Regions from separate parts of the Homo sapiens genome. Here region 2 is linked to region 1. Evidence: chromatin contacts called from ENCODE Hi-C or POLR2A ChIA-PET data. All regions are on one chromosome and are shown on one strand. Each heading gives the region's core, a stretch centred on a gene start or an enhancer-like site at or near the end of the contact. The rest is flanking DNA. Distances are from core to core; before and after follow the strand shown. Region 1 holds the start of CREB5 (cAMP responsive element binding protein 5). Region 2 holds the start of HOXA11-AS (HOXA11 antisense RNA).

Region 1 (4,614 bases), core at 643-3,142:
ACACTAATTAAGCATTGGTTGATTCCCATAATACAGCTGGTAGTCAAAGTGGACAAGATAATGAATTGACTGAGATCACTGTTCCATCTTCATCCAAGAAAGCTGCCTCTAAAAAAAAAAAAGACCTTAAATTGCTGTAGAAATCCAATTTGTAAGAAGCAAAAGAAGCATATAGATGGGAAACACCAGCCAGGATCACATTAATTTTGTGACTAACTGCATTGCTTAGAAGAAGAAGAAGGAGAAGGAGAAGGAGAAGAAAGAAAAGATGACAAAAATAATAAGTCCACTCAAATCCCAATTTTAATCCAACAACATAACCAGAAGAAAATGAACTACAAATACAAAGTTCACATCTTAGTGATCTAGTGAACACTACACACCGACAAAATAATTTTTAGCTTAGTAAGAAGTAAACTCCAATGACAAGAAAATATTATAGGATTGTGATACCTCATTGCTAAAAAGTAGATTATAGTAAGAAATTGGGAGTCTAGGAACTTGCCATCATGGAAACTCCATGATTGATTGGTTTTGAATGTGCAGGTGTGGGAAACTGACAAATCATTGTAACAAAAATCTTAAACTTACTAGAATTGAAAATCTATGCAGGAAAAGTCTCTGTGACAAACTACCATTCATTTAGCCACCTATTCAAATAAAAGCTGTGACATAACAGAGATCTAGAAATAAGGGCATGGTTTCCAATTTTTTGTTGGAATGTTCTAATAAACTATCTTCTCAGGTATCAACTATATAAGGTCACGACTGACCGCTAATTGACAGGCAATTTATCGGCACCAGCAATTTACATTAAAAATAGTGGGCTTGGAGATATTTTCAAATATGTTTACTATGAGTTAAGTTGAAAAATAAAAACCACTATAATCAGTAAGGATTTAAAAATAAGAGATCCATATAAAATGCTATAAGCAAAGGAAAATGAGAAACATTTCTGGGGAGACACAAGTGAGTTTTATTATACTTCTTCTTTTAAGTTTTAGAACTAAAGTAATAGTTGATATTCAACCCATAGAATCATCCTTCAGGGGCATACACATCTAGGTTTGAATGCGGAAAACTGTTTTATTGTTTTTTTTTAATTTTTAGGTTTCTTTTTCAAGAACTTTCTTATTAAAACTTAAATACTTATTGAAGTGATTCATGAAACCTCACAGAAAGGGGAATTCATGCTTGACACATTACTTAACATGCTCCATAGCTTCCCCACTGTAGTTCATATGCTTCTGAACATATTTTACCTGGGAAATAATAGTCTTATTCACACACACACACACACACACACACACACACACATCCTTCCACATAAAATGCTATAAGTCCCAGGAAACTGACAAAAGCAACATTAAAATTTTGTGCAAAATCTAAACTCCATTTCTGAATTCCATCTATGAAAATACAACATTGGTTCTATTTAACTAAGTGCAAAGTTTTCTCTCTGTTTAATATGCATAATAAACATCATCCTTACCATTATCTGTAGAATAAAAGCAGCAACGTGTTGCTTCCTGCAGTCACCAAATCAAGTTTTTTCTTCCTTTCTTTCTAGTAACTTCTGTTTCACCAGCAAGATTAGGAAGAAAATAAGTCTTGAGTATTTGCCTCAGTATTTCAGACCAGAAGATAGTGAAACTAGCTTTTAGTAAAAAGAACAGGTCTGGTATTTTACAATTACTTCTGCAACCCAGAGGTACCTCCTAGACTCTGGTACCTCCCTCGTTCTCTAAGTTTCTTTTAGTAATGAGACTAATTTTTCCAGTAGTCTTGAACTCCCTAGATTTAACTGACATGGAAAATGTGACTAAAAATTTGTGGAACTGTCTAGCCTCCAACCCTACACAGAATCAACTTTGTTGTAAATGTTGAAGAACACCTCGCAAGCAGCTACATGCTCAGTTTATACTCCTGCGCTACGCAGCAGAGAACACCAAATAACAGTGCGCCATCTAGTTAGCAAGCTGCAATCTCCATGCTAGAAGGGGGGACACTTTCAAACCCTGGGAGTTAAGAACTTGTCAGGGTTCAGCTGCTCTAAAGGTCCAATTGTTTGTTTAAATAAAAAAAAATATCGCTACTGAGATAATCCACATCTAGTGGATATGGGAAAATTTAGGTTATAATGGCACTACAAACTTTTACATCTAACTTTGATTTACAAGATAAAAGCAAGTTTTAAATTAAAAGGGCTTTCTGTTAATAGAGCTTATTATTCTGAAGACGGGAATGATTTTCTTCGAAAGTTGTCCCTGGGTGCATGCCTATTATCTTTGCTTTTCCCCTTCCACTAATGAGCATTTATCTAAAGAGCCTGTTAATCCTCTGATGTGTGCTTCTGGTCAGAGGTAACAGTTTGAATAAAACCACTAATCACTGATCACTAAATCACTGATCATTAATCACACTTTCCAGTGCCCATGACTGGGCCATTTTTTTTCCTTTAAGTCTATGCATCACAAACAAGAAGTTCAACATTTTCGATGCACATATATTGTGTGGAGGTTACACTATTTCATCTCTAGATGTGAATAAATACTAAATCCTGCCACAGACTTGGGGAAGGATGTCAATTAGACCCCAGACAGGAGTTTCACAAATGCCTACCCTACAGCATGGCTTTCGCTTTGAAGAAAGTAGATCTAATTATAAGAAAACATGTGTTCTTCAAGAAATTCCCACATATTTGCAATATAAACTTTTCTTTATTTAGTTTTCACCAACTCCAAATCAGGGACCACTCCAATCCCCTCTCTCCCTCTATCCAAAACTCTGTTAATACTTTTTTAAATTTAATTTCTGCTGCACACCTCCCTCACGCCCCCACCCCCCCACCCCCCACACCGAGGGTTCTTTTTACTTTGATCCCTTGCAACAAGTCATACACAGGGTCTTTATTTCAACTGCCAGATACGGAGGTTCTGACTCAGTTCAATGACTTACGTATTCGACTTCCTCTTTCAACATAGAAACTTAAGGTTAAGAGCTAGAAACTAACGCACGCAGCAATTTATTGTATGGAAGTTTAGGTTCAACGACTCACATTCCCTCACTTTGGAAATGAAACGTTTAGTCTTGATCCTTTCAGCTAAACCTGATTTTGTCAGCATCCCTCTTCTGCTAAAGGGCAGGCACTACGTAAAGTGAAATACTTTGTTTGCAGTGGGTGTATTGCTTTCCTAAGTCACCACCACGAGGACAGAGTATTATCATAACGCTTGCAAACATTTCCTGATTTGCCTTTTCTATCAGGACTAAGCATTTTCGCCCTAGAGGAGAAGGCTTACTGGTGCCTTTCTTAAATAATACAAAAGGGCGGATTGCGCGCTGATCAGGTACAGTGGTCCCCTCAGACCCCAGAAGCTTTTACCCACACTCCAGGGACCGTGCTCGCCCCAGGGAAAGCTGTAAAAAGGCGGGGGCGGGGCTAGAGTGATAACGGTGTAGACGGGGGAGTGGTGGAGAGGGAGGGGCTGGGAAGAGAGGGCAATAAAGATGCCCAGGGAGCCGGCGATTGCACGAGTGTGTTGTGGGGAGGGTAGGGGGATGCAAAGCAGAGTTGCTTTGTCAGCATTCTAAGCTCCTGAACCCTTGAGGAGCTCAAGCCGTTAATCAAACACTTACTGGCCTGCAGAATGACGTAATGGACCTGTATCCAGTCTTTATTCCTTGACACATGTCAGAGAAGGAGGGAAAAATAAAAATCAAACACATTCTGCAGACTGACAACGAAATATACAAGTAGCCCGCTCCAGTCCCCGGCCTTGAGCAAGCATCAAGTGGGGGCGGCACCGGTCCAGGGAAAGTTGGGGATGGGGGTGAGAGTGTGGACAAGGTCTAGGGCTTTATCTACCAGACGCCCCTTAAAAATAAATCTATGGCAAAGAAGAAGCGGGATGCAGCTGCTGAGAGAAAACATCTCCTTGGTTCCTTCCTTCGCATCTTGCCCCTCTAAGAACTTCGTGAAAAGTTCAAGTGATTCTGCCGAGAATCTGCCGCAGGGGGAGACTCCGCCGCCAGGTCTTGGGAATTGCCTGGGCGCCGCCAAAGCTCGAGCCGGAGCTGTCATTTGGGGCAGCGGCCGGGAAGAGGTAACGATGCCAGCAAGAAAGCAGCGGAGGCAGGAGGCGGCCGGAGGAGTGGACTGGAGCGGACGGAGCCTCGCCGCTCTCCAGCCCGGAGCGCCTGGAGCGAAAGCCAAGCGCCCTCCGAGGGCGACCTCCCCTCCCCGGGCGCGCGCCCACCCGCTGCAGCCGGCAGCCCGGCGGGAGAGGTGGCAGCTGCAGCTCCGCACCGGGGAGAGCGAGCCCCCTGCGCGCGCGCCCACCCGCCCCCTAGGTGACCCGGCGTCCTCGCCGCGCCCGCTGGAAGTTTGCAAACTTTCTCCGGGGGTTCCGCCGCCACGCTGGGAAGCTGGGGACGCGGGGGGAGGTTCCTGGCTCGCCGTCTCCGCTGCCGCTTGACCGCACTTCTGGAGGGCTCCGCACCTTGCCAGGTCTCTGGAGGCAAACACACACCCCCGATTCATAACTGGTCCCCGCGTCAGGGGACTCGCGCGCTCCCACACACGCACGCACGCCGGGCGGACTCGGCGCCGGC
Region 2 (5,005 bases), core at 639-3,138, 1.2 Mb after region 1:
GGATTCAAAGGACATGAAAATTCTTGTAGCAAATCTTGAATAAAGAGTTCATTAAACCAATGTGTCCAAGTAGCTTGATTTGTGATAAGCAATCCTTGTAAAGGTGGTGGTGGGGGGAGGTGGAGAGCCACATAAACATTAATGCTAATAAATTAGTTTACTCGACTACAGAGTAATTACTTCATATTATTGATATTTACAGCAGGTATTCAAATGCAATGGTAGGCCATTATTTGGAGAAAATACATAATAAGAATATTTCTTTTCCAGTGCAATACACGATTAGATTTGTTATTGAGTCAGTTACAGTCAGCTCAGCAATAAATAAATAAATCGATGTTGACACTTAAATACCAAAGATCTTAGAGTTTATACTCTAAATCTCCCCAAGATATGTAAATAACTTTGGCTATTTCCTGGAGAGGGAAAAACAAAAGGTTATCTTTTTACATATTTTTTTATTTTCCTTCAGCAACATCCCAGATCCTTCCAAGAAGAGAGTTGTTGGGAGGCCTCAGGTCTGGGCCCTTCTCAGCTCCTGGCTCTGCCTGGCTGCTCTGTGCTCTGTGTCCTCTCCTTTCTTTCGCTTCCTCCAAACATTGCTCCTTCAATCCTGCAGGATGGGGAGCATATTTTGCCTTCTTAATTTATTTTTTTTCCTCTTCTCAAGAAAGCTAGACTCAGAGTATTGCTATGGCCTCTCTCTATCCTTAGCACAAACCTAGCTTTTTAAAGACATCCCTGTTTCCCCAGGTGCAGGGAGTTCGGGAAGCACCTCTCCTTTCTCTGGTATTGTATTCCTCCTGTGGAATGAGCAGTAGGAAAGGCACAGAGCTCTCTGAGTTTTTGCCCTGCACATCCCTTGCTTTCACTCTCACACATTGCAAGGAAGGAGAGTAGGAGAGTAGGTGGGTTACCCCTTTCTCAGCCACCTCTCCTTGGCCCTCAGCCCGTCCTTTCCACCTCCATTCTCCCCACACCCCTGGAGCTCTGTAAGCAGCCTGATGGGCCCCCCACGAAGATGCAGCATACCCAGGAGAAGTCTCCTCGGATGTCAGCGCCTCTAAAGCAGCCCAAGGCTTGCCTCAATTGCATGGTTTCCCGAGTCCTCAGCTCCAGAAGACCAGGCAGATGGGTGGACCGGTGAGCAGCAGGGCAGCCCCTGTGCCTCTGTCTCTGCCGAGTCACTCCGAAGCCCGGCAGGCAGCGAGGAGGAGGGAGTTTCTCCAAGGACAGAAGGTGGGATGAAGAGGTAGGCAGGGAAGATGAGGGGAGAGGTGGATCCCGGGTAAGACGAAGGCCCTTCCGGGCCCTGCGGATCAGTGACAAACCGCGGGGAGAAGCCGTTCTGGCTGTTGGCGGTTTAGGGACGGAAGGCACTAAAGCGCTTCGGAAGTGACCATGAATGAGAGAGTGTAATCAAGTCACCGTGCAAATCGGACAAGCCACCAGGCAGGCACATCCACGGCTTCAAACTCTGGCCCCGAAGGGGTTCCGGCTAGGGTCGGAGGCAGAGGCGCTTCCCAGAGCAAGTCTATGGGAGGGGGACTGCGAAGAAGGGGGTGCAAATGCGAGACTCCAGGAGAACAGACTCCGAGACCACAGGCCACACAGCGACGGACTCCCACCTGGCTATCCCCAGTCCAGGGCATCCCTCACCCACCCGGGGAGCTGCGGGTGGGAGGTGGGGACGAGAGTTGAGCTCTCACCGCCCTCTGCACACTCGAGAACGAGGACCCTGCAATTGAGCACAAGCATGCTGCATGGGGGCGCACCCCAGCCTCTCCGCGCGCGCCGGGAGGCCCCCCAGCCAACATGAGTTACACCGGCGATTACGTGCTTTCGGTGAGAACACCGAGTGACGATCTGTTGCTTCCCCTGAGGTGGCTACAAAGAAAGGAAGCCGGGAGGGAGGGGAGAGGAGGAAAAAAAAAAAAGGAAAGGGGGGGGGAAAAGGCCCGGACTAGCTAGCAGCTTGTCAATTTCAACATCGGGTCACATGACCAGCACCTCCCTGCTAAGGATGGGGATAGATTTCCACGTCAGCTTACGTCTCCAAATTTCTACTTCACGGATCCGCTTCAAAGAGGCAGCTGCAGTGGAGAATCATGTTAAGCTCGGCTACTGCGGAGAGCCCAAGGTAGCCCAATAATGGATTTTGATGAGCGTGGTCCCTGCTCCTCTAACATGTATTTGCCAAGTTGTACTTACTACGTCTCGGGTCCAGATTTCTCCAGCCTCCCTTCTTTTCTGCCCCAGACCCCGTCTTCGCGCCCAATGACATACTCCTACTCCTCCAACCTGCCCCAGGTCCAACCCGTGCGCGAAGTGACCTTCAGAGAGTACGCCATTGAGCCCGCCACTAAATGGCACCCCCGCGGCAATCTGGCCCACTGCTACTCCGCGGAGGAGCTCGTGCACAGAGACTGCCTGCAGGCGCCCAGCGCGGCCGGCGTGCCTGGCGACGTGCTGGCCAAGAGCTCGGCCAACGTCTACCACCACCCCACCCCCGCAGTCTCGTCCAATTTCTATAGCACCGTGGGCAGGAACGGCGTCCTGCCACAGGCTTTCGACCAGTTTTTCGAGACAGCCTACGGCACCCCGGAAAACCTCGCCTCCTCCGACTACCCCGGGGACAAGAGCGCCGAGAAGGGGCCCCCGGCGGCCACGGCGACCTCCGCGGCGGCGGCGGCGGCTGCAACGGGCGCGCCGGCAACTTCAAGTTCGGACAGCGGCGGCGGCGGCGGCTGCCGGGAGACGGCGGCGGCAGCAGAGGAGAAAGAGCGGCGGCGGCGCCCCGAGAGCAGCAGCAGCCCCGAGTCGTCTTCCGGCCACACTGAGGACAAGGCCGGCGGCTCCAGTACGTATAAAGGCAGCGCCCTGCGCTTTATGAAAGGGGAGTTGGAAATCTAGCGCAGCACCGCTGTTAAATTTTTATATGCTGTTTTATAAGCATATAAGGTTTATGAAGGGCCTTTAGGTTTCCCCCAACAAAACTTTGTTATAAAAGGCGGGATCACGTGGCGAGTGCTGAAATTGGCCGTGAAATACCCACCGGCCAAGGCATGCCTGCAAAAAAAAACAACTCCCCTTTTCCCTTTTTTCCCTTCTCAGCTCCCAAGCCCAGCAGCTCGACCCCGCTCGGGGCCAGCTCCAGGCTGGGGAGCCGGAGGTGGGCGCCTGTAAATTCCCCCTGCAAGGGCTTCGGGAGCTTTTGATAGCGAGGTAATCCGGAGATTTTTATAAAAGCCATGTGTTGCGCCGGGACTCCAGTCCCGGCCGGGATTCAAAGGCGTCGCTGTTTAACGACGGCGCTAGGAGCGCGTTTAACAGATAAAGTAGCCCGCTTAGCTCTAGCAATATATTAAAAGAACAAATTAACCCAAAGTTGGCCTTTTTGTCCAAAGGAAGCCATTTTCCTCTGGCGTGGTGGCAATTACGTGCCTCCTTCTGCCCAACTGCATGTTATTCACAATTGTTATTCAATCTGTCAAAAGCGATTTTTTTTTTGTCTTGTGGGTCTTTTTTTTTTTTTTTTTTTTTTTTTTAAAGGGGGAGCAAGTAGAGCCTGCCCGCAGCTTCGGGAAGCCCCCTTTCCCTTCACCCTACCTAAGATAGAGCCGCTGCTCTGCCGTGTGCAGGATGGCCGTGTGGCCGTGGTGCTCAGCGAAGGCCTAGGGTAGGGGGCTTCCGCCGCCACCTCCCCACCTCGGCGGAGCCGGAAGGCTGGCCGGGGAGGCAGAAGCTGGTGGCCAGGACTCAGGCTGACAAAGACCCGGCAGCCGCCCCAGATGTTAAGGACTGCCCAGTCTTGGCCGCAGCCGGGAAAGACTGGGACTGGAGCCGCCTTTACTGCCTTGGGAAGGGGCAGCCCAGGTGCTGGAAGGTGAAATGTCCGCAGGCGGCTGTTTGTTTAGTCTGGCCTGCGAGAGGCAGCCGGCAACCCCCACTTGGCTGCTTTCAAAGAGGCTTAGGCAGCGCAAACTCGCCTGTTGCTGTGCGAAGCTCTCCTTTCTGTTCTGGGGGCAGCGGGAGCAGCTTCCCCGGGGGCCTATTTAGGGAGCTGGCTTTTATCTGTGGCTGAGCCTCCAACTGCGGCCGTTCCAAGCATGCAGTCGGAGCGTTAAAGGCAGGGGCCTGGGCAGACTTTGACGGGGCTTGGGCTGGACCACCAGTCCCCATGGCAGCCCTTCTCCTCAGCTATGGGCTCTGGGGTGGATTGCAGCCCCCACACCTGGCTCACCCCATGCCTTTTCTCCCTCCACAGGTGGCCAACGCACCCGCAAAAAGCGCTGCCCCTATACCAAGTACCAGATCCGAGAGCTGGAACGGGAGTTCTTCTTCAGCGTCTACATTAACAAAGAGAAGCGCCTGCAACTGTCCCGCATGCTCAACCTCACTGATCGTCAAGTCAAAATCTGGTTTCAGAACAGGAGAATGAAGGAAAAAAAAATTAACAGAGACCGTTTACAGTACTACTCAGCAAATCCACTCCTCTAAGACTCCAGCGGCTGGAATTGGGTGGGGGGCTTCATACACATGAGATAATATGCAGATTTTGCCCTTGACAAAGTCAAGCCACATGGTGACTTTTGAAAAGAGGTGTGCAAGAGAGGGATGCATGGAGATAGCCCCACAGGAGGTGGTCTGGGACTCTCTTGATTAAGATCTCAGTGGTTAAGATTCCTAATAATCATTGGATTCTGAGAGCTGTGCATCAGCTAGAATGACAGGTTTGGGACCCCTGGTGGTTCACTCTTGGAGCCTGCAGAGCTGCGGGCTGGGTGTGGTCTCCACTGGGGATTGGGCCCCTGCCAGACCCCCTGGAGACTAACCCCACCACACCCTCCCTCTACTGGGAGCCTACCCACCCCCAGGACCCCTGAGTAAAAAAGCTGTGTGCTCTCCAAGCCCAGTTCAGCTTGGGGACAGGGGCAGGAGGAAGGGGTAGGATTACTAGGTGCCCAGAATGAGGCTGCTTTCCAAAGCCAATGTGAACAGCGGC

The links. A loop is a pair of places that touch in the nucleus more often than their neighbours do. ChIA-PET counts read pairs that join two places held with the same protein, here RNA polymerase II (POLR2A). Pooled maps may share reads with other maps.
Region 2: a loop to region 1 is called in a map of gastrocnemius medialis, with 8 times the contacts of the local background. The contact joins the promoter of HOXA11-AS here to the promoter of CREB5 in region 1. A Hi-C loop is called at or near these places in 2 of 168 maps with a recorded cell type or tissue (ascending aorta and gastrocnemius medialis) and 10 of 50 pooled maps. POLR2A ChIA-PET finds 5 or more read pairs at or near these places in 1 of 52 experiments (PC-3).

The regions. Positions count from the first base shown.
Region 1 is chr7:28,409,796-28,414,409 of GRCh38, reverse strand. It overlaps CREB5 (cAMP responsive element binding protein 5), which reads right to left and starts at 1,892. Exons shown (of 11, transcript NM_182898.4): 1 at 1,493-1,892. The coding sequence starts at 1,495. RefSeq lists an enhancer at 1,806-1,895.
Region 2 is chr7:27,182,291-27,187,295 of GRCh38, reverse strand. HOXA11-AS (HOXA11 antisense RNA) reads right to left here and starts at 1,888. Exons shown (of 2, transcript NR_002795.2): 1 at 1,033-1,888. It overlaps HOXA11 (homeobox A11), which reads left to right and starts at 2,064. Exons shown (of 2, transcript NM_005523.6): 1 at 2,064-2,860; 2 at 4,268-5,005. The coding sequence starts at 2,152. The coding sequence ends at 4,500. RefSeq lists enhancers at 937-1,818, 2,701-3,582, 3,583-4,465.